Linked DNA regions of Mus musculus: regions 1, 2 and 3 are each linked to region 4. Evidence: chromatin loops called from intact Hi-C (ENCODE). Cell type or tissue: left cerebral cortex. All regions are shown on one strand. Each heading gives the region's core, and the rest is flanking DNA. Links, peaks and the distances in the headings are about the cores only. Region 1 overlaps 4921524J17Rik (RIKEN cDNA 4921524J17 gene). Region 2 overlaps Dnaja2 (DnaJ heat shock protein family (Hsp40) member A2). Region 3 overlaps Gpt2 (glutamic pyruvate transaminase (alanine aminotransferase) 2). Region 4 holds the start of Vps35 (VPS35 retromer complex component).

Region 1 (8,291 bases), core at 1,454-6,453, 110 kb after region 4:
ATGTTGTCCTTATAAGAGTTGCCTTGGTCATGGTGTCTCTTCACAGCAATGAAACCTTAACTCAGGGACCAATACAACTGGGAACTACACTTAAGGCAACAATCATCACTCTGAAAAATTCTTTTTAAGACATGCATAATGAATCTACTGTGTATTAAGAAAATGAAACAAGACCCAGATGACGTTTGTTTTATAGCGTGATATTGTGAATCTGTTAGCCCACTGATGAGATCTAATGCCCAGAGTCAGTGCTCATCTGATGGCTCAGCCTCTGGTTCCCTAGGAGCACTAATAAAAATGTTCAGGACTAGTGTTTACTTGCTCTTGCACATCCATTCTGCAGACCACGGGTCAGGAGCAATTGTGACGTTCAAGTCACAAGAAACTTTGCAAGGTTCTATAGTTGTGGATTCCACTCTTGGATCTAAGCCTGCTCTAGATGTCATTAAGATTCATGGGAGGTAGTTAGATTTCGGTAAGCATTTGGAAAAAAGTTGATTCCATCTTTCATAGTTGACTTGAAGCAGAAAATAAGATGTGAGTGAACTACTGCAGCATAGATAGGACTTTGATAAGGGGCTGGAGAGCTGCTTTAGCAATGAGGAATGTTTGCTCCTCTTCCAGAGGAGGGCAGTTCAGCTCCCAGCACTGACATCAGGTAGTCCATGAACACCTATAAGGCCAGCTGCAGGGGCTCTAACCTCTCACCTCCATGGACACCTGTATAACTGCAGGCTTTTCCACCCATGCCCCAGTTCCTGAAATAACAACTCTGAGACTTAATTATATATGAATAAATGCTAGGTCGTAAGCTTGGGCGTGTTCCCTGACTAGCTCATAGTTTAATTAACCCGTTTATTCTAGCCTATAAGTGCCACATGGCTGGTTACCTCTTCTCAGATTTATGTGTCTGCCTTCTCGGAGTTTGGGGTGAATCTCTTTCCTCACCTAACTCTATCCCAGAACTTCCCTCTCCCTACTGGAACTCCTACCTCCTATTTCCTGCCTCAACTCATTGGCCAATCAGCTTTTTATTGACAGGTGATGTTTCCATACAGTACACGAGATTCTCTCTACAGTTCCCTCTTTTAGTCCAAAAAAGCCTCTTTCTCTTTAAATGATAAACTATAAACAATAATAACAATTATGAAAACTATCAGGTAAGATTATGTTGCAGTCTGTCCCCCCTCAACATAGATGTAGCCATTTTGTTCCATGCCTGCCAGCTATTTCATATTGTTGCTGTAATATGTCCGCCAGTCATTGACACAGAAACATAATGACTCAGAGCAAGGCCATACTGATCACATATCCTGTTATGTTCTGTAGATTCTGAGATTTATTAATCTTAAGAAATTCCACAAAGGTTTACATAGGACTCATCAAATTAAAAGTCGATATGAACTGTTATGTCTAAAATATCTTGCATCAGAGCTGACCACCGGGCAACCCTTTCTGAACCTAGGAATGAGTTCACAGAGGCTCTTGTGGGGGTTTTATCTTTATAAGCTAACAGGGAAATATCTTCGATGCCAGAGCTGAGCCTACAGTCCTGATCAATCAGGATTATGGTTGTATCCAACAAACTATCCCTGTCTGACTGAAATAAGTGTTGGTATGGTTTGTGGGTGACTCATAGACCCCCCCAACAATTACATTCACAATTCCAGACTATATGTATTTAGCAACCTTGGAGAAACTATTGTACTATCTATCCTATCTTCGTAAGTTCAGAATTCTATACCTAAATCAATTTCTATCATAACTTGCATTACCAACCTAAAAACATCTTCTTAAACCTAAAAACAGCCGGGCATGGTGGCGCACGCCTTTAATCCCAGCACTCGGGAGGCAGAGGCAGGCGGATTTCTGAGTTCGAGGCAAGCACATGGTGGCTCACATCCATCTGTAGCTCCAGACCTACAGCATCTCAATGCCCTCTCTGGCCTCTGAGAGCACCACACACTCACATGGCGCATATACATCCATGCAGGTAAAACATTTAAGACACATAAAATGGGTGGGGAGCTGGAGAGGTGGCTCAGAGCATTTAAGAGCACTTAATGATCAAGAGGGTCTTGTCCTCATCTAGCCTCCTAGGGCACCTACACTCACGCACTCCATACACAACTAGATATAAGTAGCTTTAAGTCAAATGTGACCATTGACAAGGTAGCAGCACCTGAGAGCAACGCTCTCAATTTTGAAGAAATTCTACTGTGAGTACAATGCTAAAGTAAAAATCCACACAGCACCGCCCCAACTTAAGTAACCATGAGCATGACCAGGCAGCAGCCACCAATACCAATGCAGGACTTTCTACCAGTGACGAGATGACTTGTCCAAGTCTCAAATGATCATTAGCATTTTCCAGCAATAAAGTATTTGTATCTTAAGAAACAATGTTGTTGTTGTTGATGTTGGTGCTTGACACAGGGTCTTGCTACGTAGCTCTGGGGGGCCTGGGACTCAATATATATGAAGCAGAGAAACTGGATATCCACATCAAAAGAATTAAGCTGGAGCCACATCACACATAAGAACCAACGTAAAATGGACCCTGGGATGTAAGAACCACAAGAAGGAAGCTACTGGAAAACCGTGGACAAGCCCCAGGCTAGAGCTAGAGCGAAAGTCTCCTGTACATGCAAAGGAGAAAACAAACTAAAGGCAACAAACACACAAACAGGAAAAATATTCACATGCAAACATGTAAAGGACTTAAGATTCACACTACACGAGGACTTCTGACAACTCAGCAAAAAGACAAATAACCTGGTTAAAAAGTGAGAGAAGTGCGAAAACAAACTTTTGTTTTTGTTTTTTGTTTGTTTGTTTGTTTGTTTGTTTTTGAGACAGGGTTTATCTGTATAGTCCTGGCTGTCCTGTCTTTATTTAAAATATTTTCCCATACAATATATTTTGTCTTTATTCTTTCCCCCAATTTCTCCCAGGTCCTCTCCCTACTTTGCTACTTACAGAACTTCAAGTTCATTCTCTGTTTCTCTCAGGAAAACAAAACAAAAAAGGAAAACAATATAAAAAGAAAAGAAAAATCAAAACAAGCTAAAAAAATTCACTAAGAAAAAAATAAGAGAAAAAGCACACACAAAAACCTTGGAGCCCATCTTGTGTTGGCCAACTACTCTTGGACATGTGCTCCACCCTGGAATGTGATTGGTAATACAGTGATACTCTGTGGGGCAATGGGCTATGCACAGACAGCCTGGTTTCCAGTCGAGCTGAGATCTTGAACCCCGTGGTACCCAATGGGTAGAAATTTCCACCTACATGGGACAAAAGGTGTTTGATCATATATCAAGGAGCCCTGGCTCCTGTCAAAGTTACCACCTACACAGCCCCCACAGGAGAGGCATGTGGTTGTCACATAGACAATGGCATTCTGGCTAGACTCCTCCCCACGGTTACCTAGCAACAAGATAGCAGCCCACTTTAAGCTTTCTTACTCTCTAACTCTCCTCTCTCCCCCTTCCCATCTCTCTCTAAGCTTTCACCTCTCTTACTCTCTAGCCTTCTCTCTCTCTCTCTCTCTCTCTCTCTCTCTCCTCTCTCTCCCCCACCCTTCTCTCCTTGTGGCCACAACTGGCCTCTCCCTCTCTCTTTCTACCTTCACTCTTTCTCCCTGCCTTTCTGCAATAAAGCTCTAAAACCATAGACTGTCTCTGATCATGAAGGCCCCCTGTGCTTGAACAATAGGATAGGCTCTTAATGGGCTAGGCTTTCTCTTAAAGAGCCATGTCTAACCTGCTGCCAGGAGGCCTTCCTATGTTGCAGCCACTGACCAGACTAAGGACTCTCGCCTGCGTGGGACTCCCACCCACACCTCTCTTCCTTTCCCCTCCAGGCTGAGTGCCACCCTGAGGCCCCCATCTGTTCTCAGCTCCTCCGCCGTATCCAGCGTGGGATGCTGAAGACTGAGAACCTGGTACCTGGGGCTGCCCCTTGTCCACCACCCGCCCTGTGGGGTCAGTGGCCTAACACAGCCAGATGCCCACCCGGGGCTGTGTGAAAAGCGTTCTGCAGTCCTCCCGTGTCCGCCTGCCCAGAGCACAGGAACTCTGGCAGGATGTGGGCACTCTCTCCTACTCTCCTTTTCCCCTACACCCACAGCCCTGCAATACTCTACTGGAGAAAACTGATATTTCCTTTCCCAAAAGGCATTAATTGCAAGTAGCTTCTTAATTTAGGGATGGAGCTGTGTCTACTACCCCTCTGAGAAGACATTTTAAGTGTTCTACTCGGAGGGCTAGTGAGACACTTGCTGTTTAACAACAGAATTTGGTTCCTATCATCCATATTGGGCAGCTCACAACCAACCACCTCTAACTCCAGACACACACACACACACACACACCACATACACACACACACACCACATACACACACAAATCTAAAAAAGGAAAAATAGAAGATTGTGTGATAACTTATATATAACACAGCTCAAGGCATCCTTACAGTGAAAAAATGGTTCATATTTAAAACCAATAAAGAACAAAATCAAGCCTCAAGCATTAAACTGCTCCCCAAAACATCTTAGAACACTGCGAGGCTGAATGGAGTAGGAGCTTGTCCTAGTTCGCCCGGATAAGGCATCATGATGATCAAAAGCAACGTGGGAAGAAAGGGTTTCTTTGGCTTACCAATCTTATGGAGGCATTGTCTCAGTTAAGAGTCTCTCTTCCCACTATAGCTAGGACCATGTCTGGTTAACAAAAATCAATGAGCACAGAGGTCAAACATACAAACCTGTTGTTTGGCCTGCTTCCCAATTTACTTTAATATTGCTTACATTTGAATATTTTTAACACACCTAATTTTTAAATTATCTTTAAGAGATCTTGAATAGCCAGGTGGTGGTGGCACACACCTTTAATCTAGCATTCAGGAGACAGAGGCAGGCCTGGTCTACAGAGCTAGTCCCAGGAGAGCCAAGGCTACACAAAGAAACAAAACAGATTTTAATAATCATATATGGATAATAACACAGAAAAAGTTTGGGATTAAGTAATTAAGGTACAATCTGACCCAAGAACATTTGCTAACAAGTGACATTTCAACACCAGAGACAGTGTTCTGAGATTCAACACCTAGGCAAATTAAATTACTTAACTTTTTAATGACAACTGGAATTAAATCAACAGGAGAACAGTGTTTAGAGAAATTGCAAACAGGGGAAGCAGAATTTAATTGGCTAACTGCCCCCCCTGCATCGCTCAATAAAAAGAAAAGTTGAAATAACTTCACACTTTAATAGTATCTGAAGTAAAATTTCCCCATGGCAAGCTCAACTGTCACCGTTTAATGACAGTCAATGAAATTTTAACTTGACTTTTCTCTAAAAATGTTGGGTTGTTTTGTTTTTGTTTTTTTTTTTTGGGGGGGGGGAGGTCGAGACAGTGTTTCTCTGTATAGCCCTGGCTATCCTGGAACTCACTTTGTAGACCAGGCTGGCCTTGAACTCTGCCTCTGACTCCTGAGTGCTGGGACTAAAGGCGTGCGTGCCACCGCGCCCAGCTAAAAAAGTTGTTTTAAGTGGATAAATTCTGATGTCAGTAATTCTTTATAGAGATGAGTATTATTCTAGGGCTGTGATTTACTGACACAGAAACAGGTTCTCATATAGTAGCCATTTTAAACATTTTTTGGCTAAGAAATCTAAAGGCTTTTATGTTTCAGAGATTAAAAAAAACAAACAAACAAACAACAACAAAAGTTTTATTAGGAGTTTCAAATGCATATACCTGCTATCCTAAGTAGATGAGGAAAGTTATGTAGGCAAAAAAAAAAAAAAAAAAAAAAAAATCCTATGACTTTCAGACCAGCCTGAGATATATGCGATATACATTGGGAGATGTTACACAACGAGAACTCATCACTCGTGAGACACTGGTGAGGAACAAGGGAAAGAAGGGGAACAAAAAGAACGGGGGGGGGGGGGGGTGAAGGGAATTCTTAAAACCCTACACCTTGTCTACAGTGTCTCTAAAGCTCCCTCTGCTGGACACCGAATAAAGGGAGGAAAAAATGTAGACCCACCAGGAAATGACAGATGAAACTGAAACTGTGGTCATTCAAGTAAGAGGTCCCCTCCATAAGTCTTGGGCAGTTCAGTACTTGGCCCCCAGTGGGTGACTGTTTAGGGACAACTAGGAGGTGCAGCCTTGCTGGAGGAAGTGTGTCACAGGGAACCTTGGGCTCTGTGTGTGGGTTGAGATGTAGGCTGTCAGTTGCCGCTCCAGCATGCTCCGTACTGTCCCACTCCATCAGCATGGATGGTCTCACCCTCTGGAACTATAAGCCCCAAATAAACTTTCCTTCTACAAAGGTCGCCTTGGTCTGTGATATATTACTGCAGCAGCAGTAAAGTAACTACCATGTAACTCATACATATGTACTTTTTGCTTTGTTTTTGTTTTAGGAGTCAGGGTTTCTTTGTGCAGCCCTGGCTGTTCTGGGATTAAAGGAGAGTTGCTAACACATGTGAAGAGGGTTAATCACCACACTGGTATGCCAAAGGGCGAGTATAAGGAATGATGATTTAATACTGCAAAAACTGGCTGAAACACTTTACAAACTTCACTAGGACAAAAAGCTACACCACACTACTTAATCTACTCGCTTTCAATATTAAGGTTTATTTTTTTCCAGGATGAAGTAACAATTTAAATAATTACCAGAATTATGTATAAATGAACATTCAGACAAAAAAAAATCACTGTTCACAAGTAGCTAAGAAATATTTTGCAATTTATATAATAAATATATCTGTGTTTAGGTTAACAGGCACCATCTTGATAACAGAAAAGTTTTTTTTAAAAACCAATAAATAAAACATTCAAGAAAACAAGGTGTTTATATCTGAAATATGATACAGCCTCAAATGCTTTTCTTCATATAGCACCCAAATTTCCAAACTGTCTAGAAAGTTTCTGAAAATATAACTCCTACTTAAATCATTAAAATAGCGCCCAAGAAAAAGGTCAATTAAAGACAGAATTTATAATCTATATTCGTAATTCTCCATTCAATAAAATATCAATTACCAATTTATTAAAAGTCAATGGATTGTATATATGCAATCTGTTAATGGTGAAAGCCTGAAATACATACATTTAAAAGTCACTCTCCTGACAGGACTTAAGACACTGCATCTCTGGTGCGAACCTGAAAACTAGCAAGCACGTCAGCTGCTCCAGCTGTGTGTTCCACCCGTACTCCTGTCCCTCCAATCGGGAAAGACCCATCCAGGTTCCGGGGCTTTTCTGGTCATTTTGTTTGTTTGTCTTTGTAAATACATTTAGTAATATCCCAACACAAAACACTGATAATGATCCTTGGTAAACAAGGAAATCCCAGCAAAGTCTAACGCACAGCTTTGCTCCCAAAGCGTGGCAGCAGACTAGGAAACAGAGAAAGCAACCAAAGGCCCTCATTCACACAGTCTGGTGCTCCTCAGAGTCCACGACTGCCTGAGGATCTGCTGATGCAATCCTGAAGAAAGTGGCAACCAACAGAGTTTGAAGACAAATATCAGAGAATAAGTCTTTGATTGATAATTTTTCTATTTATTTCTGCCAAGGCAACTGAAAACACGAAAGCCTTCTCATCAGAGAGGTTAGCATAGATGTCGATTTCCTTTTCCTGTTTTTCTGTGGAAAGAAAAGGGGAAAAGTTAAATACCAAGGTACCATTTTTTTTAAAAGTGGAAAAAAAAATAGGATTGTACCATAACATTTCCCGAAATTCATATCAAAAGAAAAAAATTAATAATTTGGCTTCTAGGGATGTAGTTCTGTGGAATAGTTGCCTAGCATGCGTAAGGTTCATGTTCCCGAACCAAGAACTGGGGGAACAATGGCTTTCTTAGGAGACAGCGGTCGTCTGCCTTGGTCTCCCAGTGCTGGGATCAGTGGCACATAGCACTACTGTCAGCAAAAAAATATTCTTACACAGAAAATATCTGAAAAATACTCACTGACAATAAATGCTTCCCTTTTCAAGTAAGAATAAAATTCCAGCGCTGCGAACGTAAAATGCATCTATGCCCAGCAATAGCCTTTCCTTCCCCAGCTGCCAGCAGACATTTCTTTAATCTCAATTCAAAAGCACCCCCTCCCATCATTTTCCAGCCTTTATTTCAACTGAAAACCAAGTTCTATTTTCTGACTAAGTAGAACTTTTTGTTTCTTCTCTGTGGACTTTTCTTGCCAGGTTTCTGTTCCAAAACAGTCTTTCAAATAAGATTTTCTGATGACCTCATTGTTAAATAA
Region 2 (8,291 bases), core at 2,036-7,035, 250 kb after region 4:
TAATAGCACTTGCAAGGCAGAGGCAGGCAGAGCTCTTGAGTTCAAGTTTCAGGACAGCCAAGGTTAGGGAGAATTGTCTTGAAAAACCACAAAGGAAAAAAAAAGATCTTAGGGCAGAATTCTAGACACTTTCTTACTTTCCAGTCATCCCACATAGGCAATACTGAGGGAAAGCCAAGATGCCCGGCAGCACACCCCTCTTTGTGAGATCTGATTAGTACATCAGAAAGAGCTGTCCAGAAATCAAGTTACAGTTTTGTGAGAATAACTCAAATTCTAAAATGTGCTTTTCAATATGACCTTGTTCTCATATTGTAATTTTGAAATGATTTTACCTTTAAAAAAATGCAGCTTCTTCCTTGGGAAATCACCAAATAGTGAATGGACAAGGCTTGGGAGGCCACAGTGGCTACCAGAGGATTCAGCCCCACCTTGGTATGCAGCACCAAGGTTGTGGAACACATGAAGGCAAAGCCTAAGACAAGGAGTGGATCCCTGTAACCACGTTGGACTACCTATCAGGCCATGAAGATCAAGCCACAGAGATCTATGTGTTCTCTCTGCCCATCAAAAAATCTGAGATTATTAATTTTACCTAGCAATTATCTCTTCTATGTTAATTGTGATGACTATTCTTGGTTATTAACCTGACTATATCTGGAATTAACTAAAACCCAAATTGCAGTCCATACCTGTACGGGATTTTTTTTTTTTAAACTAATTAAATCATCTGAAATGGGAAGACCCACTTCTCTGGATCTTTGAGACAGGCAAGTATACCTTTAATTCAGATCTTTTGAAGTAGGAAGATACAGCTTTAATCTGGATCACACCTTCTTCTAGAAGCCTATATAAAGGACATGGAAGAAGAAGCTGTTCTTTCCTTGCCTGCTTGCTCTCACTCTCAAGTTCACTCCTTCACTGGCTTTAGAGCCTACTTCTTCAGGATTCTGATGTATTTTGAAGACCAGCTGAGACATTCAGCCTCATGGACTGACCAACTACTGGATCACTGGACCTTCCACTGGTAGACAGCCATTGCTGACTAGCTGGACCACAGCCTACAAGCCATTGTAATAAGTCTCCTTTATAGTAAACTATAAACACACACACACACACACACACACACACACACACACACACACACACACACACACACCAGAAGAGAGCACCTGATCTTCATGGATATGGGAGTCATAGTAGGTTGTAAGCCACTGTGGTTGCTGGGAATTGAACCAGGGTCCTCTACAGGAGCAGCAAGTACTTTTTTACCACTGAGCCATCTCTCCAGTCCCTGGAAAGCATCTTTTAAGGATAAGGTTTTAAAGATCATGGCAGAGCAGAAGAAACAGACTTGGTTTGGCCAGCAGACCAGAATTAAAGCTAACGAGGGATCAAGGTTAGAAAGACCTACACTACCCTAAGCAAGGTACAGGGCCCCGTGGCACTGTCTCTGCTCCTGTGCCCAAGCAGCTGCTGGTGGTGGATGGTACTGATGACCTGCTATAGAGCAGTTAGGGGCTGCACTGCCAAGGCCACCTCTGATGTGGTATCTAAGACCTAGAGTTACTTATATAACCCTGGATGATTTCAAACTTATTCTCTTGTCTTGGCTTCCTAAGGGCTGGGATTATAGATGTGCCACTAAGGTATTAAAAACTATAGGTGAGCTAAGCATGGTGGTATAGGGCGGAGAAAGGATGGCAAGTTTAAGGTCAGTCTAGAGTATAACACAGAAAAAGAAAGGGGGTGAGGCAGTAATATAATTAAACATGTTTAGTGCTTTCATCAAAATTCCACACACCAGACCTCATCGCTAGACAAGTTCATTTTGCCTCGAACAGATATAACCAATACACATTCAACTAGAAACTAATTAAAAGTGTTTTAAATCTCTAGAACTTGGGTCAGTAAGATAGCTCAGAGGATAAAAGCACTTGCCACACAAAAGACTGACAACCTGAGTTTGACCCCAGAACCCACTGTGGAAGACTGATGCCACAAAACTGTCCTCTTATACATACTATAACATGAGTAAGTCCTTCGCACCAATAAAACAGATTACTTTAAAATATAAACTCGTGACCTCAGAAAACTTAGCTGGCTACTTAGTAATTAGAGTAAAATTAACATAGTAGTGCTGAGAAGAGTGAAGACTGAACCTACCCACTGTGCATCCAAGGAGATCTAAAGTGAAATTATGTTGCCTAACACCATCTAGTCTAATGGCTTATTTTACATAAAGGAAAATGAGGTGCAGAGACAACAAGATCACTAAAGGGCACAGTGCTAATCTACAGTAAGGGCACTGATGGTGCTTCTGGCCACACCTTACTTGGTTTATCTGTCCAGTCAGTTTCTGTAAGCTAGCCATGCTCACTATGAGCTGAAAATTAACTTGACTCCCTTAACTTCATTTGTGTTCAGTTTTAACTTCAAAGCATCCAACAGATCTATTTCTCACAAGTAAGATCAATTCTGAGTAAAATAGAAAGGGGAAAAAAAGTGAATAAATCAAAAGGAAATTACCTCATGTTCTTTTTCCTGTAGCAAAAGAACAATATCTCCAGGTTCCACTCCTGGAGCCTGGTCTGCTTCCCCAGTGAACGTAATCCTCTGTCCATGTTTCATGCCTTTGTCTACATGGACTTCCAGAATCTTGACTTCTTTGATTACCTTCTTCCCTTCACATTTTTTACAGCGGTCTTTTTCATTGATGACCTCCCCTGCAAAGAGTCGTCATTCAAGCTTCTTGTAAAAAAGAGCACCCAACATGAAACTGTCTTGACAGTGCCCTTAACTCAAAAAGCCCAAGATTACAGAGTAAAACCTATCTTGACATTTCCTTAGCTCCTTGGACAGTCAGCTGCTGGAGCTTCTATGAATGCTTTTGCAAACCTTTTAAGCTCTTACTTCAAGTACGCTATCAGCAGAGACAGTCCAAGTAAAATTTTAATTTTTCTTTCCAGTAAGGGTTACTGAACCTAAAAGAACTTGCAAATGACCTATACTTGGTCCTTGAATATTCTTGATGGTGAATTACTAGACTGTACAGTTGGTACTGCAGTTTACTTCAAAGACTAAACCTTGCTTAGAATTTTTTTAAGAGTGTTATGCTTGAAATTCACTACCCTCCCGCCTCTGCTTCCTGAACAGATTACACCTGGTTCAATTCAGCTGCTAGTTTTCAGCTAAAGGTAGCAATTTTAACAACCAAGAATGCAGACACCTCATCGGAATATAACATGAAGCTAGGGAGGAGACCACCTCAGGTGTCACTCCTTAGCTGTCTTCTTCCACCCAGCTTTTTACAACAGAATCTTTCACTGAACTGGAGGTTAGTAGGTTAGGCTGGCTGGTCAGTGAGGACCTGGGATCAGCTTTCCTCTTTAGTACAGTGATTCTTAAATGTGCACTACTGGCTTTAACATAGGTTTATGGGACTGTACCCATGGCTAGGCCCTCATGCTAGAAGGCAGTCACTGTAGCAACTATGTTATCACCTCAGCCCAATATATACCTTATTAAAATGACCTCATCATTTCCAAGAACTAAGTGGAAAAGTGAAGTTCTACAATTATACTAATTAACCATCAAGCAAAGGAAAGAATGGGGGACGTGGCTCAGTGGTAAGGATCCTAGGTTTAATCCCTCCCACCAGGGCTAGGGTAGGTGTAGGCAGTGGAAATTAGAGTAAGGACTGGTGGATATAGATAGTTCAATACTTGCCAAGCACACTCAAGGATTTGGGTTTACTATCCAGTGTTGGTAAGGCAAAATTCTCCACATAAATTCATCTAATTCAAAACTTAGATTTCTTAGTTACACTAGCCACATCTTTCCTTCCCTTGATTAAAGCCAACTTAATTTAAAAACCAAGCTATTAACAATATTCAGGGCTGAAGAGATGGCTCAGTGGTTAAGGGCACTGACTCCTCTGCCGAAGGTCCTGAGTTCAAATCCCAGCAACCACATGGTGGCTCACAACCTTCTGAAATGAGATCTGATGCCCTCTTCTGGTGTGTCTGAAGACAGCTATAATGTACTTACAAATAAATAAATAAATCTTAAAAAAAAAAAAAAAACCAACAACAACCAATTTCAGAACCTGATTAGGACTTTTTAGAATACCCCCAGAACCCTACTAGTTAGTGATAAAGATTAATTTCTAGCTGAGTTTGCAAAATATCTTAGCTTTCAGAGGTGGAGGCAGATTAGGAATTCAAGATCATCCTTGAACACAGTTCAAGGTCAGCCTAGGTTAGACACACTACACCGAAACAGTAATGGTATAATAAATTCCTATCTTCTATTAGATCTTCATTTTGTAAATAAAATAAATATAAGTTTAATTTTAAAAAATTGTAGGGGGCTGAAGAGATGGCTCAATGGTTAAGAGCACAGACTGCTCTTCCAGAGGTCCTGTGTTCAATTCCCAGCAACCACATGGTGGCTCACAACCATCTGTAATGGGATCTGATGCCCTCTTCTGGTGTGTCTGAGGAGAGAGGCCATGTACTCACATACATAAAACATTTCCAACTTCTATATTCCCAACACATTCCAATCCGGGGCCTTACCTTCTCCATTACAGTCGGAGCACACGGACTGCATCTGCTGCACCATTCCTGGAGCCAGCTGTCTGATCATAATGCGCACACCTCGACCCCGACAAGCGCTGCATTTCTGAACAGCTCCAGACTTCCCACCTTGGCTAAAGCAAAAGTATAAATCACACCTTTGCCTACAAACCATTACAGTCATTAAAAAAATACAAACCATGCTTTCTAACTCCCTAGTAGTAAATATTAACGTGACCTTTAGAGGTATCAGCAAGTGCCCGGTGCTTATTAAGTTCCTCAAAAAGCAGAGACACTGTATAGCAACAACACACTTACCCACTGCATGCACTACAGAGCACATTCTTGCTAAGTTGTAGTTTGGTTGTCTTGCCATTGTACAGGTCTTCTAAAGATACTCTGTAGAGAAAAAGAACCAGGTTCAACCAAATGTTGCCAATATTAAAAGATAAAAATAGTTTACAGAGTTCTTTTTGTAACAAAGAACTCAAGAATAACTATGACTATAAACAATATACATGGTGTTAACACTGCTCTTTAGAGGGCAAGTTTGGTTCCCAGTCCCCACATTGGAATTACCTGTGACAACAGCTCTAGAGGATCCAATGACTCTGACTCTTGAACACATGCACACTCAAAATTACAAAAATAAATTCTTTTTTTGAGACAGGGTTTCTCTGTATAGCCCTGACTATCCTGGAACTCACTCTGAAGACCAAGCTGGCCTCGAACTCAAGAGATCTGCCTGCCTCTGCCTCCTGAGTGCTAGGATGAAAGATATCTGAGACATCCACTGCCACGACCACCCAGCAAAAATAGTAAGTTCACCAGGCAATGCAAGTAAATTGGGCCAGCACTCTCGTGAATATGGAAGCATTCCATACCTGGTTGGACAAGTTCATATTGTAATGGTTGGTACAGATCTGGTCTGGGCTGATGCACAGGCAATCAACCAATAGACATATAGCAGTTTTCTATAGGATCAGCCAAAAGCACTGTGATATACTAGGTTTGCTGGCTTGTGCCGGCTGCTGGGTGAGCTAGGAGGAGAGGCCCTCTACATGAAGGTATGAGGCTCCTTAGTGTTCATGATGAATGTTGACATGGTGGCCCTGAACAACTTTTAACATATCTTCAAAGTATCTAACTCAAAAGGCTGAATTTTAAAAAGTACCAAAATTGTATGCAAAATTGCACAATATTTTATATATCCACATTACCTCAAAAAAGTGGTAAAGAAAAAAAGTCTTACTAAAAATATATATGGAGGCTAGAAAGATGGCTCAGCAGTTACTTGCTATTCTTGCAGAGGACCTCGGTTCAGTTCTGAGTACCCACATAGGAGCTAACAACTGTCTGTAACTTAATTCCAGAGGATTCAATACCTTCTTCTGGCCTCCATTGGCACTCACTGTACATGGTGCCCAGACATACATGCAGGCAAAACATCCATTCACATTTTCAAAAACGTAGTAAGTGTTTATTTAAAATAAAACAATTTAGAAAGTGTATTTGCTAGATGTGGCAGTGCACACTTATAATCTTAATACTGAAACAGGGAGACTGGCAAAAGTCCAAAGTCAGCCTTTCCTATGTAGCAAGTTCTAGGCCAGACAAGGTTAAATAGAAAGACCCAGTCTCAAACAAACATACAAACTATATATATATACATGCGCACACACACACACACACACACACACAGCTAATAAAACACAACTCAATTTTATTCATATATAGCATACTTCAATTACAAGACCAACTTCCAAACTAATCTCAAAAAACAAAGTAGCCCCATCCCTCCCTAAGGAGCTGTAGTTAATGGTTGCTGAGAGAAGGGATTCATTCTCAGTGATGTAGCCAATGGTAAGTTGCCCTTGCTCAGGTAAATAACTCTACCATCCCTATTCATTCAGGAAACTATAATTAAGTATAAAGGGCCAAGGGAGGAAAGGCAAAAAATAGGAGGGACTTGTTAGAAAGAGGGGTTAGTTTGAAGGGGAAGCATAGAAAAAGGTAATATGAAGATCGTTGCCAAACTACATTTTATATTTCTGTGCGTATCAAACTGTAAAAGAATAAAATTCTAAGAATTATTCAACAATACTATCCATTTATATCACAGATTTAATAATACACATTTGTTTTTTGATTGGTTTGGTTGGTTGGTTGTTGCTTTGTTTTTACTTAGTATAAATTAAGTAGCTCTGGCTTTATGTAAGGAGCAGGCTGGCCTCAAATTCAAGAGATCTGCTTGTCTCTGTCCCTTTGTCCCAAGTGATATGATTAAAGGTTCGAGCCCCCACACCTTTTTCCAGGTTTCACACATGCTAAGTGGGCTCTGTCACTGATCTATACACGTGCAGCCTTTAAGCCTTCCTTACTAATTTAAAACCCTTGAATTCAGGTTAAAAAACAAAGAAATAGTCTGAAGTCATCCTCCAAGGCACCTACACTATTTTGTGGTATTCAGCCTTTCGACAAAGTGTTACTTTAAACTTTCCCATGTTGTAGACAGTATAAAGTAACACTTATAGGTAGGCAAGATGGCTCAGCAGATAATAAAGGCACTTGTTGCAGAACTAAATTTGATCACGGTGAAAGAGAACCAACTCCCCAAACTGTCCTCGCTGATTTCCACGGTCATGAAAAATAAAAAATTTAAAAACCACTTATAAATGAAAAATTACCAACAATACATCATCACATCCAAATAATGATATACTGATCTACATCTTAAGCCTTACACGACCGGGAAAGGAAAACTAAATAATAATCTGACTAGATTGATGCTCTCCAGAGAGGCTTAAACTGGCAAAATTTCTCTGAAGCAATTAGGTTTTATCAGCTTCAAAACATGGAGGTCAAGTCGGGGATAGTACCTCACACCTATAATCTCAACACTTGAGAGCCTGATGCAGGTGGGTTGTTACGAAGTCAAGCTTAGCCTTAGCTACAGTATGATACTATTTCAAAAAGAAATAAAGCCAGGGATGCTTGGCTTGGAATCTGCCAGAGATAAAACAGCATACAAAGAAATGCACAGCAACAGTATCCATTCTAGCCCCCTCCCTGCACATCACATGAGAGATAAATGCTTAATCATCATGAAATGGAATTATAAAGCCACTCAAAAGAATGTTAGTTACTAGGCAGGTATGATGGTGCACACCTGTAATCCTAGTATTCAGGAGGGAGAGGTGGAAGAACATTGCTTGGACTACATAACAAGCTCCGGCTTAAAATAAAGGGGGGGGGTGTGTGTGTCTCTGAAGACAGATCAGTTGGTAATGTGCCTGCACTACAGTATCTGGGTTCAATCCTCAGCACTTGTATAAAAAGCCAGCCATCAGCTATGGTGGGGCTGGGGAACTCATTCTTGCAGTGGACCCAGCTTCAATTTCATCCACAGGGTGGCTCACAACCATCTGTAACTCTAGTTTCAGAGGACCTGGCACTCTCTTCTTACCTCCAGAACCAGGCACTTGTGTAGTGTACAGACATACACACATGCAAGCAAAACACTTATATAAATAAGACCAAATAGATACATCTAAACAAACAGAAAACTAGACCAGTAAGATAGCTGTGGATTACCACCAAACCTGCCTCCGAGTTCAATCCCCTGGAACCCACATGGTAAAAGAACCAACTCAACCAATTCTACAATTTGTTCTGACCTTCATGTCTGCAGGGTAGCAAGCACTAGCCCCC
Region 3 (8,291 bases), core at 1,623-6,622, 230 kb after region 4:
AGACCCCGCCTGCCAGAGCCCGAGACTTCCCGAGAAATTGTTGTATAACCCACACTGTTTGATGTTGGTTTCATTGCTGTGACCAAACACCTGACAAGGTAGAAAGTCAGAGAAAAGAGATGTCTTTGGCTCCCTACGTTATGGTTATGGCCCTCTGGTGGGAAGGCATGAGTCATGTGATGATGAGGCAGAAGCACACGGCTCCTTGCTCATCTCTGGGTGAGGATGCAGAAGCAGAGGAAGGGGAAGCCATTGCAGGTTTTCTTTCTCCTACCCCAACCGACGGGCACATCCTCCACATTTCCTCTGCAAATGCCTTCAGGCACGTGTTCAGAAGTGTGCTCCCTAAAGCCCGAGGCTTTTCTAATCCTATCGGCTTTCGTAGCCTTCCTCAGCACTGTCAGCGGTTGCTCCCGGGTGTATCTCCTGCAAGGCCCTGCTGGATTTAGATCCCAGGGCGCCGTTTTCAGATCATTTGTGTGACTTGGCACATAGATAGCCATCTGCAGCCAGTGCCTGTTGAACAGTTGCTGGGATGGGGATGGGAATACTGGAACCCTTGAATGCAGATCAGGGGTGTCACAGCCCCTGCCTGGCCAACAGTAGCTTCAGATGTCTGAGTCCCAGAACCAGCTTCCTGGCTGTGACCTGGAATCCTGCTTTACTTTGCCATCAGGAAAGGGAGAAGGAGGGGTCTGCCACAGAAAAGAGGCACTGACACTGCATTTTGGTTCTATCTGGCTTTGAGCCCTTCACGCCAAGTGAAGACTTATATTTATAGCCCAGGTGAGACCCCACTGTGTAGCTCAGGCTGGCCCTGAATTCAAGGCATGTTTTTTGTTTAAGCTTCTCAAGGGCTATGATTATAGGTGTAAACCAAAACCAGCTCTGTTTGGGTTTGGGTTTTTAATGTGTGCAGGTCTCGTGTACAGCCAGGCATGACTCTCAAGTTCTGTCCTCTTCCCACAGTCCCATAAAATGGCTCCAGACATGTTCTACTGCATGAAGCTCCTGGAGGAGACTGGCATCTGTGTCGTGCCTGGCAGTGGCTTTGGGCAGCGAGAAGGCACTTACCACTTCAGGTGTGACACTTTCTTTTGGGGGTGGTTGGTGTTGGTCCCTTGAGTTCTTGCTTTAGAGACTGCAGGGTCTGAGCCTCTCTTCTCCTTGAGTGACTCTCATCATGGCAGGCTCAGACCCTCTGTCACTACATAAGGAAATGGGGGTGCTTTACAGCCCCTCTAAGTCTTCCTGGACTGTCCCGCCTCTCGGCTGCTTCCTGCCCCTGCCACCCTCTATGCTTCTGAATGCCCAGGGCAAAGCCAGTGCCTTAGTTAGATTTCTGTTGCCATCATAGAGAGCTTTTCAAAAGCAACGTAGAAGGAAGGAAAGTGTTTATTTGACTTGTGGGTTAAGGTCTATGCTCAGGGAAAAGCCAGGGCAGGAACCTGAAGGCAGGACCTGAGACAGAGCACAGGGGAACGTTGCTTACTGGCTTGCTTTCCATGGCTTGCTCAGCCTGCTTTCGTATGTAATCCAGGACATCTGTCCAGGGGAGGCACCACCCATGGTGGCCTGGGTCCTTCCACATCAATCATTAATCAAGAAAAAGCCTCCACAAACTTTTATATTTTATAGGCTAATCAAATGGACGGAGTTAGTTTCTTGGGAGAAATTCTTCCCAGATAAATCTAGTTTGTGTCAATTTGACAGAAATCCCAACCAGGACAGCCTGGCACAGAACAGGTGTAGCTCCTTGGCTGCACTATAGGCCATGACACTATCCTGGGCCCCAAAGCCTCTTAAGGTACTACACTGAGACAGAATTCGGTCCACAAACCGAGAGGCTGTTTACAGCCATGCCTTGTCCAGCTCTGTACAGATGGATACATGGATTCCCAGAGTTGTTAGGCAAATGTTCCTCACAGAGGCCAACTCTGATCATAACACAGTTATTTCTTCACAGCTCCTGCAGCAGTGTCTCTTGTAGCAGATGCTAAAAAAAGAATTGTCATGAGTTGCTGACGTCTAGAGCCAAGTCTTTGAACAGTCAAAGATATGGGCTGTGTCCTCAGATGGACTAACTGCCTACCTGGCCCTTTTATCCTTGGTCAGGTTCTCTGCTGCGATCCACGGTCCATCTGAAACAGAGAGCTGGGGTGGCAGGGTAGCCCAGTGGTAGATCGTACGCAAGTGTGAGGTCCCAGTGTCCGTGCCCATCACGTCACCAAGAGTGTGATTGAGGTGGGAACAGTGTTGTCAGGACTGGAGAGAGAGGTTACTTTTGTGGGAACTGAAAATGTCTTTGAAGTGAAACCTGTGATTTGAGATTGGCTTACTGTCAGCAACTGAATACTGGGACACACCCATATGTCTCAGCACACACACACATACACACACACACACACACACACACACACACACACACACACATGGGGGCGGGATTCAATTTCTGAAAGAAAGGCTAAGAGTTGTGTTCTAGGATTAGAATATAGTTTGACCACTTGTCTAGCATGTATGAAGCCCTAAATTCAATCCCTAACACCACAAAACAGGAAGAAAAAAAAAGTCATGTTCTAGAAAGGTCTCTGTACTAGTCAGAATGTGTTCCTGGAGCCATATGTGGTGGGGCATGCCTGTAATGCAATCACTTTAAGAAGCTGAGGCAGAAGGATTACTGTCACCTCAAGGCCAGCCTGAGCATCAGGGTGAGTTCCAGATCAGCTAGTGTCATATGAAAACCTGTTTTATAAAAGAGGAAGGAAAGAGGAGGAAAAAAGGGGCCGAGGAAGGCAGATCTCTGTAATTTCAAAGCCAATCTGGTTTACATAGCAAGTTCTAGGACAGCTGGGGCTACGTAGAGAAACCCCGTCTTAAAATAAATATACAGCCGGGCGTGGTGACGCATGCCTTTAACCCCAGCACTTGGGAGGCAGAGGCAGGTGGATTTCTGAGTTCGAGCCCAGCCTGGTCTACAGAGTGAGTTCCAGGACAGCCAAGACTACACAGGGAAACCCTGTCTTGAAAAATCAAAATAAATAAATAAATATACAAACAACAACAGCAACAACCATGGTGCCGCCTTCTGCGGTAATGAAGAATACATTTTGGTGACTCAGAATCTGGTTTATTGCTTTCCGGGTCTGACTGTAGTAGAAATGCCTGTGTATAAACACTGGCATTCTATGTTGGGTGGTGTTGGGTTCATCCTGTGAACAGCCAGGCTGATATTGTTCGCCTTCCTGACAGAATGACCATTCTCCCTCCGGTGGATAAACTGAAGACCGTGCTCCACAAGGTGAAAGACTTTCACCTGAAGTTCCTGGAGCAGTACTCATGAGGACGCCTCAGGCACCGGAGCCAGACCCTCCCAAGACCACCCAGGCCTTCCTCAAGGACTCTGCCTCAGACCTCAGACAGGCCACCAACGCTGTTCATCTTCATTTCCCCAAGGAGACTTCTTTCTTTGTGCCTTGATGTTTGAGAGTTCTTCGAGCAAACAGTGGTTTTGCAATGTCTCACAGGCCCTGTTTTTGTTTTTGTTTTTGTTTTGTTTTGTTTTGTTCTTTTTTTAAATGCAACCAAAGTAGAGTCAACCTGCTCGGCAGATGTACTTGGATTCTCTGAATCGCTATTCTGTTTGGAGAGTTCCTTTGGGTCTTAAGCAGCCAGAGTACATGGAAATGAGATTATGTCAGATCTGGAGAAACAAGCAGGTGTTGGGAAATATGTGACTTGACATGATAAGGGCTGGGAATCCAGAAATCAATAGTGAGATCCATGAAATCAAACCCTGACCAGTGTGAAAATGTAGCCTTTTGGACAGTAAGCCTGCAAGTCTAGTGAGAACTCAGAGAAAGCTGACCATTCTGGTCTGAAGATAGGCAGCGCATCACAGGCAAGAATATCGAAGTCAGTAGTAGGACAGGGGTCACATCAGATACCAGCTCAAATTGCACTAGCTATCTAGAACAGTTTTCTCCAGGTTTGCCTGAGCCTTGATGCATACCATCGCCCTCTGCTGGTCGCAGCAGAGATAAGCAAGGGCTGAAAATGGAGGCAATCCTTTCCCAAGGCCCTGAAAGTTGTTTTTCATGGTTTCAAACTGAATTTGGCTCATTTGTAACTAACTGATCACGGTGCCTGGTTACACTGGCTGCCAAGAAGGAGCGCATGCAATCTGATTCAGTGCTCTCTTCACATCAGTTTCCTGCCTCCCTCCCTCATCTGCGGACAGCATCCTATCTCATCAGGCTTCCCTGTGTGTCACAAAGTAGCAGCCACCAAGCAAATATATTCCTTGAATTAGCACACCTGGGTGGGCCATGTGCGCACCAAGGAAACAGGTGCTATAGGGAGCGCCAGGCCAGGCTTGTCTCTTAACTGTCTCGTTCTTCAGTGAGAGTGGGAAAGCTGTCCGGAGCTCCCGCGCAGGAGCCTGGGTACCCACGCAGCGAGTCAAGGGAGTTTTCGGAGCCAGAGAGAGAAAGATGTGAAGGCTGTGGAGTAAGGCTGAAACCAGCCTCCTGCCCTATAGTCCCACACTGCAGGGGGTGCGACTTTAAAACAGAACTTCAAGTTGTTAACACTCACAAGCATTGCATTACTGTGAAGGAAGTAGCCGCATCCATAACAGGATGTGATGGTCTACAGCTTTTCCTTTAAAAGCTGAAAAGGTACCATGTGTGCTCGCTAGGCATATAATCCAGATATGCTCCAGAGTTCTGAGATTCTTCCATGAAAGGTTAACTAGAAGCTAGAATATTTTTTTATATTTTTGTAACAATTGGCTTTTTTCATGGGGGGAGGGGAGTAGAGGGTTAGTATTTATAGTCCTAACAAGTCCAAAAATTTTTATAAGTGTCTTCAGATTATAAATAACCCTCCAAATTTTGCAATGTTTACATGTTTTTTTTTTAAGATGACAAATATGCTTGATTTGCTTTTTAAATAAAAGTTTAGCTGTTCTAAGAGATTAACTTCAAGTAGGATGGCTGGTTATGATAGTTTGGATTTTCTACAGGTTCTGTTGCCATGCCTTTTGGGTTTCAGCATCACTCGAGTCGCAGCATGTGGGTGGGGCTGTGGAAACCTGGCCAGGCTGGACCTGGTCAGCCACACCTCAGAGACATTGTTTCCATTTGGATGTGAGCAGGCGCAGGCCTGCATGCTCTTTCCTACTTAGCATCATCAGTTCTTCCGCCTCCTTAGCATGGTTCTTTGTAACAGCCATGCTGGGAAGCTCTGAACAATAAAATACTTCCAGAGTGGTGACTGAGCAGCTTGGTCAATAAAAACTAAAAGTTGCGTGGGGCTGAGTATGATGGCATACACTTTAATCCTAGGACTGGGGAGGCAGAGGCAGACTGGTGTCTGCGAGTTTGCGTCCTGTCTGATTTACCTAATAAGACCTAGTCACGCTGGGCAGTGGTGGCTCACGCCTTTAATCCTAGCACTTGGGAGGCAGAGGTAGGTGGATTTCTGAGTTCAAGGACAGTCTGGTCTACAGAGTGAGTTCCAGGACAGCCAGGGCTACACAGAGAAACCTTGTCTTGAAAAACAAAAACAAAAACAAAAAAGACCTAATCACAACAAAACTGAAAACAACAGAAGCAATAAATGGTTGGGTGGATGTCACTGTTGAGTGGATCTGTGTATATGTGCATATATTTTTAGTATCTTATATATTTTAAATATGCACAAGTATAAATATATGTGTTCCTGAACAGTACATTTACCTAAGTATCACAAACTTGGTTAACCAACAGCTTCTGCTTCTTTTTTTTTTTTTTTGGATATTTTCTTTATTTACATTTTAAATGTTATCCCCTTTCCCAGCCCGGAAACTCCCTATCCCCACTCTGCCTGCTTCTATGAGGGTGCTCCCCCACCCACCCACTCCCGCCTCCCTGAGCTAGCATTCCCCTACACTGGGGCATCAAGCTTTCACAGGACCAAGGGTCTTTCCTCCCATCGATGCCCAAAAAGGCCATCCTCTGCTACATATGTGGCTGGAGCCATGGGTCACTCCATCTGTCCTCTTTGGTTGGTGGTTTAGTCTCTAGGAGCTCTGGGGAGGGGGCGGGGATGTTGGTTGGTTGGTATTGTTGTTCTTCCTATGGGGTTGCAAACCCCTTCAGCTCCCCCAGTCCTTTAACTCCTCTACTGGGGTCCCAGCTTCTGCTTCTTAGGGTTTGACCCTAAAGACAGGGAGTTGCTTAGTTGGAGAAACTTTGGAGGTCTTTTGTTTCTGTTTTTGTTTTGAGAGCCTTGCTCTCTGGCTGCCTAGTATGCTAGTACATCTGTACCCCAGGCTGACTTTAAACTACTGTGTAGTCTAAGGCTGACCTTGAACTCCTGAGGCTCTTGCCTTTACAGTCTACACTGGGATTGTGCCACCATTCCTGGCTCTAACAAGTTGTTAAAACTAATGTGGACTTTTGCTTTCTGCTGGCAGTAAAGTAAGAAGAGATTAAGGCCGGAGAGGTGGGGACAGGAGCTGGAGAAGCGATGGGTTGGGTTGTGCTATACGACATTGTATTGATCTTACCCAGGTTTCCCAGTTCACATTTGTCTTGGAATATGGCTTTCAAATTTAAAATTGTTTTTAAAATATGCTTTCTATATCTTTATTAAAATTTAGAAAGTATGCAAAGAAAAATAACTAGGACTCTAACTAGGAATCATTAGGAACCCACTCAACACAGTTTAAGCAAAGAAACTGACTATCCTGTGTAAGCTGTAGGGAAACTGGCTCTGTTTCTAATGTTTACTCTGGCAGAGGTTGCCTTGCCCCATTGCACATAGAAAATCTCATGGTCCCACGTGTCCTTTCCTGAGTCAGATATTTTGGCTTGTGAGAAGAGGGTGCTTTGCACAGGAAGGGGAGCCGTGTACAGAGGAGGTGGGAATGGCTGTTAGGATCGCCAGCCTTGCTGAGTAACATTGAGTCAGAAGAAACAACCCATGAAAAAGGGATGGTGCTACACTAACAGAGGCCACTTTAGTGTGGGTGTGGAGGATGTGTGTTCAAGAAGTGTATGTGTAGCTGGGCATGGTGGCTCAGGCCTTTAATCCCAGTACTCGGGAGGCAGAGGCAGGTGGATTTCTGAGTTTGAGGCCAGCCTGGTTTACAGAGTGAGTTCCAAGACAGCCAGAGCTACACAGAGAAACCCTGTCTCGAAAAAACAAAAACAAACAAACAAAAACCAAAACAAACAAAAAGAAGTGTATGTGTGTGCACACGAGTACAGGAGCTCACAGAGGCCAGAGGCATTGCATCCCCTGGTGCTGGAGTTGTGTAGTGAGCTGCTTGTGGGAGTCACAGCTAGTTGGTAGCTAAGTGGACAGAGAAATGTTTTGTAGCTTCCCTCACAGGAGCCCACATAGGAACACACACCAACTCTCTAGGGAGTAAATTATATTTTATTGTACAGTTGAGTGTGTTAAATACAGATCAGAAACTACAGATATTATTCTAGATGGGAGGGGAGGGGGTAATGTTGAGATGGTCTCACTGTGTAGTCCTGGTTGGCTTTGAACTCCTGCCTGCTCGCCAGTCCTCCTCTCTTCAGTGACTTGTGCTCCCCACCATGGCATGCTTTGTCAGCAGAGGCCTGGAGTGAGACAACAAGCCTTTAAATTCAACCAGATTCAGGCTCTTATGACACAGGCGGACTATTTCCCAGAATATCCCATGAATGGTCCCACTGGCTCTTCACTGGGAACCTTGTGAACCAGGCCTCTGCTGTCCCCATTGCTCTCAGAATTATTCTCCAGGTTCCCACGGGCATGACCCACTAAACTATGCCTGTAGTACTCAAAGGCTTTTCTAGCCCAAAGTTTCAAAACTCTTCCATGTTCCTCCAACAAACCAGTTCCAAACAGGTAAGAACTATATGGTTGGGTTTATCATGGCAACAGCCCCACTTCATGACAGTCTTTTTTTTTTTTTTTTTTTTTAGTATTCTTTTTTCCTGTTTGCCATGATAAAACACCTTGAGAAAGGAAGAAAGAGTTTATTTGGGCTCACAGTTTGAGGGCACACAGTCCAAGGTAGCAGGGAGTCGTGGCAGCAAGGCCTTGAGGGAACTGTCCACCCTGATGAGTGCTTGTATTGAGCCCACTTTCTCCTTTTTATTCATTATGGGACCTCAGACCACAGAATGTTATGTCCCACATTAAGGGTGTGTCTTCCTCTCGCAAATAACCTAACAAAGATTAAACACGTATATGACCAAATACTTGCTGTCATGGTGCTTCTAAGTCCTACTAATTGTCGTTCAGGATTG
Region 4 (5,000 bases), core at 1-5,000:
TAAAATAGTAAGATGAGTTTCCTACAACTATTTCTTTTCAAAAATCATAAAGGACTGAAGGGATAACCTGAACTCAATTCTTAGTGAGCTCAATTCTTACTATCCACACACTGGGTGGTTGGAAACCAACATAACTTCAGCTCCAGGGAAGCCAACACCATTGGCCTCTACAAGCACCTGCAGTCACATGCTCATACAAATGAACACACACATGTAATTAAAATCTTTTAATGAAAAATGCTTATTTTAATTATAAATTAATTAAAAAACAAGTATCTTAAGAAACGTTAATTTATATAGGAGAAATATTAGCATACACTCCCAATGTCCGTCAGCTAAGCAGTTCTACCCTTTTCTCTAACTTTTATTACTCTAAGTACCTTATATACATAGAACTACACAGCATTTTCCCTTTTGTATCTGGCTTATCTAGGATTATGTCCAAGATTCATCTGTATGAAAGCGTTTATCAGAATTTCTCTCTTTTTAAAGACTGTGTAATATCCCAGTATCTGTATATACTTGTGTGTGTATGTGTGTGTGTGTGTGTGTGTGTGTATACATTTATTGATTCACTCAATATAGACATATGGATTGTTTCCAGCGCTGGCTACTATGTGGAAATAACCTATAAATGGGCTATAAGCAATCACAAATTTTTGGTACAGACTAGAAAAATAAAAAAGCACACAAAGTTATGAATATGCACAGCACTCAGTAACGAGCGCTTCATAAATGTCAGCTATTATTATATCCAGTTTGAGAGTATTTACCTCTACTGGTTATAGGGACCTGTTTGTTGGTTAGTTTTCCCACTTATAAGTTGCATGTGCAATATGACAATACAACATAAATTGTAAAATAAACAGAATCATCATGTTGATGAATATAGTATTTAAACCTGATGAGAAAGCACAAATCAATACTTCAAGGAGAACTGAGGGTAACAAGAAAACAGGAAATTTAAAATAATTTAGGTTGGGGAGTTTGTGTCTAGCAGGCTGAAGGCCTTGGGTTCAATCCCCAAGACTGCAGAAAAGACAAAGTTAACCGTCTGGATCCCATACACACACTAACTTAGCAATACCCCAGAAATCCGATGACGGAGCACACCATGAACATTAAATGGCAAAATTCTTTCTTTGTGCAGAATTTCTGCCCATTCTCCTCAAAATCTGTTTGCATTACCTCCAAAGCTCCTAACACAACCTCTTTCCCACCAGGAGCCCAAAGAACTATAGCAGAATGTTTCAAAAGCACATCTCTGCCATTTATTTCTATCTGGTGCCTAGCACATTCTATAAAATTGAAAGTACACCAGATGTTTGGTTAGTGCTGGACTCAGGATTTTTAGGAGTACAGTACCAGTGATATCAACACTTGCTTCCAGATGCAAAAGTGAGACTTAAAGGCTAACTACCTACTCAAATCATAAAATTGCCTATGACAGAACTGATACCCAGGTTCCATTTTCCAATAAAATTCACAGGGAAAACTGGTCCAATCTGGTTCCCCAGGCACATAAATATAATTTATAGTGTATCCTCAAATGCTTTGTATTATAAAACACTATGTCAACCAGTAAGTGTTGAAAAACAAAAAAGTTAAACTTCACACCAGTCATGTGCCAAATCTCAATTGTACAAAGTTCCGAGGGGGGAAAACATCTTGTAAGGCAATATATTATATTAAATATACATCAAATATTTATCAAATTACGGGAACAAACGCTCAGAACTCAGCCAGCCAGAACCAAAGATGACATAAATACCAAGCTGATCGGAGTCTAGCAAGATCATCATAAAGGTCCATTCCAAAAAAAAGGAAAAAAAAAATCAACAAAAAGATTTAATGCTGGTTTTTCCTATTAACACACTTAAAGTGAAGTATGTGCAGTGGCACATAGAATTATCAATACAAAGAATGAATATTGAAATTAAAAAAAAAGGACATAAGCATAGCACATCCAAAACCACTACCTGTTCATACTACAGCAAATGCTCGTATAACGCAAGTGACAACTTGCCCTGTGGAAAACAGGATCCGAATTTTGCGGAAGTTCCTGTTTATAAGGCTAGTGCCACAAAGCATCACGACATGCTATCGTCGCGGAGAAACCTTTGAATGACTGCTTCCAGCAAGTGAGTTAGAATCCTCAGAGAGCAAATGCGAAACGGAGACCTGTCTCCTATCTGATGGTTGGGCTCAATGAAAAGAAAGCAGGAGTCCTTCGGGAAACTCACGTGAGCAGGTCCCTAGAATTCGCTGACAGGCGCTGCAAGATGAAGGGGGCTCTGCGGCCACGGAAGGCCGGGAGACCACTGCGCCCCCCCCCCAAGGATATTTCCAGCAGAGAAAAGGCAATGGGACCCCCGAGGACAGCTGAGTACAAAGCTGGAAATGCACCATCTGGGCGCGACCCAGCTACGGCGCCAGCTCAGAAGCTCGGGGGCTCCTCACTGTCCCAACTCCGCACAGACCCGGGAGTCCGACTCTCAGAGGGAAGGTGGCCGTTCCGTACAAGAGTCTGACGCAGGCCTCCACCGACACCCAGAACCTGCAGCCCGCGACACCCCTAAGGGAGGCTCCTGGTCTCGGGGTAACGACCAAATTCTGCGCCACCGCCCACCGCAGCCCACCGCAGCCTAACGCGGCCTTCCTCAGCCCGTGCCAAGCCCGCAGGCCCAGCCTGGACCGGACCGGCCTCGATCGAAATGCAGGGCCTCCTACTCCGCCAGCAAGGCTCCTGTCCGCCGAAGGAAAACGTGGACTGCGACTCGGCAACCCAGGCCCACCGCTTCCCCTCACTCACCATGGCGACTCCGGGGACCACAAGCAGCAGCGCCTACCCCGCCGGAGCCGCCCGCCGTCAGGTGACCGAGCCTTGCGAGCCCCGCCCTCTCTAGCCCCGCCCTTGGATAGAAGCGGCTTTTCGATTGGCCCACTTAAAATCTCGCGTAGTTTGGGGAGAATGGGCAGCCGGCGGTGTATAGTGGACGGGGCGGGGCGAGAATAGTACAACGCTGCGGCGAACTAGGGACAGCAGGAAGGGAAGCCTTAGTTAAGGAGATCCGCGGCCGAGGAAGGGCAGCGAGAGAACCTTCTGCGCGTCCACTTCGCCTGGGCCCGCGCCTCATCGTGTGCACATGCGTAGAAGGATGACCAGGATTGGTGTGTGGAACGGTCTCAACCTCTGGTCGCAACCAATCTGGACGCGCCGGGGGTGGGTCTTAACCCTCTGACAATCTGCGCGCGCATTGCTCTTGGCGCGCATTTCTTCCAGCGATGGAGTCGGAGCTGGTACGCCGCCTCGCCCCGCGTCTCGGCCTTGCGGAGCCGAGTGTACTGAGGTGAGTGTGGCCGTGTGTGCGGGTAGACGTCCCAGACTGCGGCCCTGGGTCCTCCCAAGGCAGCGTCGGATGAGGGACTGGCGATGAGGGAATGACCGCACACTGGTCTGGGCGAGACTCGGGCCCAACATCAAGAAAAACTGTTGTTGGCTTGTAGAAGATGGTTTGAGAGGACGTATATAGTCGTCCTTGAAGCACTCTAGCTCTGTTGGATACACTGTGGTCGGAAAAGCCGGGGAGGACCTCTTGTCATTCCTTCAGACTCGATAATCTTGATAAGCCAGCCTTGCAGGGCAGACCCTGTGCAAATCACTATAGATGGCAAGAGAAAGGTAGATTATGGTACAGAGTGAAGAGCTGAAGTGATGAGCAGGGCGTAAGAATTCCAGAAAAGGCCGGGCGTGGTGGCGCACGCCTTTAATCCCAGCACTTGGGAGGCAGAGGCAGGCGGATTTCTAAGTTCGAGGCGAGCCTGGTCTACAAAGTGAGTTCCAGGACAGCCAGAGCTATACAGAGAAACCCTGTATCGAAAAATCGAAAAAAAAAAATTCCAGAAAGGGCCCAGTGGCGTTGGGGCTGATTTATTAAATAGTGGCACGCATGGGAAAATATGGTAAGAGTGGCCCAAATAGCTTCCATTTTCCGAAGCCCTTGAGATTAGGAGGGTCATTGTAGGATCTGTCTTAGGAAATAAAGCTACAGCAGGCAAGTGTGTAGAAAGTTCGTAGGTCTATTCCCAGGGCTACTGACCGGAAATACAATGGGACCCAGAACTATTTTCACAAGCCGCCGAAACTGAGACCCAATCAGTCATTAAGGAAGAGAAAGGGATTTAATTTACTCTAATCTGCCTGAACCAATTCTTTATACTTGTTGAAATAATGTAAGAAGGAAAGGTAATGTCCAAGGAACACGCTTGGACACAGCTAAGTCTGGAGTCATTTTGGTTCTATGTAAAGAACTTCCACCTCTCCAAAGGATGTGCTTTCTAGGCCCCAAATGAACTTGCACAGTAGTTAGGTGGTGTGCAAGTCCACCATGCTGAATTCAGTTCTTTGCCTAAGTGTTGACAAAGTTCTGCAGCAGTTTTAGTGACCATACTGCCTTTATAACCAGGAAAGCAGAGGAGTTCCTGCGGCTGTCTAAGGTGAAGTGTGTCAGTCTGTCTGCACGTAGCTCAGAAACCAGCAATGCTGTCATATGCCTGGACCTTGCAGCTTCCTGTAGGAAGTGCCCCTTGGATAGAGTAAGTTGGCTCCAAAGGACATTTGAGTGATCTGATGTGACCCTGAGGTTTCTTTGTTTTAATCTTCTTGTTGGCGGCTCCGTTTCTTTTTTATTATTACGGTTATATGTAAGTACACTGTAGCTGTCCTCAGACACTCCAGAAGAGGGCGTCAGATCTCATTATGTTTGGTTGTGAGTCACCATGTGATCGCTGGGATTTGAACTCAGGTCCTTCGGAAGAGCAATCACAGGAGAGAGTTTTTAATCAACTTCAAGGGTACGATCTATCCTGACACAGAAATCAAAGCAACTTGAAGAATCTACATGGCACCTACAGTCATGAAGCAGAAATCAAGTAATCTTTGTACCCAATTCAGTTTCTCCTTTTTTTTTGTACATATAGGATCCCATTGCAGGAGATTT

The links. A loop is a pair of places that touch in the nucleus more often than their neighbours do. Peaks named below come from ENCODE experiments on the same cell type or tissue, not always from the same donor. Only the 100,000 strongest peaks of a DNase experiment are listed, where the experiment ranks them.
Region 1: it touches region 4 in a loop (2.8-fold over the local background); 32 of 42 quality-filtered maps call a loop at or near these places.
Region 2: it touches region 4 in a loop (3-fold over the local background); 11 of 42 quality-filtered maps call a loop at or near these places.
Region 3: a loop joins it to region 4, with 2.6 times the contacts of the local background. A loop is called at or near these places in 4 of 42 quality-filtered maps.

What each region holds. Positions count from the first base shown.
Region 1 is chr8:85,402,221-85,410,511 of GRCm38, forward strand. It overlaps 4921524J17Rik (RIKEN cDNA 4921524J17 gene), which reads right to left. Exons shown (of 4, transcript NM_025722.3): 4 at 6,539-7,670. The coding sequence ends at 7,552. Among named protein-coding and RNA genes, the nearest start is that of 4921524J17Rik, 26 kb to the right of the region's middle. In left cerebral cortex, for the core only: a CTCF peak has its summit at 6,041 (motif pointing left); DNase peaks (open chromatin) are centred at 3,394, 3,937 and 6,036.
Region 2 is chr8:85,543,984-85,552,274 of GRCm38, forward strand. Dnaja2 (DnaJ heat shock protein family (Hsp40) member A2) reads right to left here. Exons shown (of 9, transcript NM_019794.5): 4 at 4,899-4,979; 5 at 4,581-4,714; 6 at 2,530-2,726. Among named protein-coding and RNA genes, the nearest start is that of Dnaja2, 7.2 kb to the right of the region's middle. In left cerebral cortex, for the core only: a CTCF peak has its summit at 4,002 (motif pointing left); no DNase peak of the experiment used is centred there.
Region 3 is chr8:85,522,287-85,530,577 of GRCm38, forward strand. Gpt2 (glutamic pyruvate transaminase (alanine aminotransferase) 2) reads left to right here. Exons shown (of 12, transcript NM_173866.4): 11 at 970-1,082; 12 at 3,250-6,616. The coding sequence ends at 3,340. Among named protein-coding and RNA genes, the nearest start is that of Dnaja2, 29 kb to the right of the region's middle. In left cerebral cortex, for the core only: a CTCF peak has its summit at 4,029 (motif pointing left); DNase peaks (open chromatin) are centred at 2,027 and 4,034; H3K27ac peaks cover 372 bases.
Region 4 is chr8:85,296,643-85,301,642 of GRCm38, forward strand. Vps35 (VPS35 retromer complex component) reads right to left here and starts at 2,875. Exons shown (of 17, transcript NM_022997.5): 1 at 2,813-2,875. The coding sequence starts at 2,815. Orc6 (origin recognition complex, subunit 6) reads left to right here and starts at 2,990. Exons shown (of 7, transcript NM_019716.2): 1 at 2,990-3,350; 2 at 4,467-4,596. The coding sequence starts at 3,286. In left cerebral cortex, for the core only: no CTCF peak of the experiment used is centred there; DNase peaks (open chromatin) are centred at 2,152, 2,928 and 3,206; H3K4me3 peaks cover 2,827 bases; H3K27ac peaks cover 1,539 bases.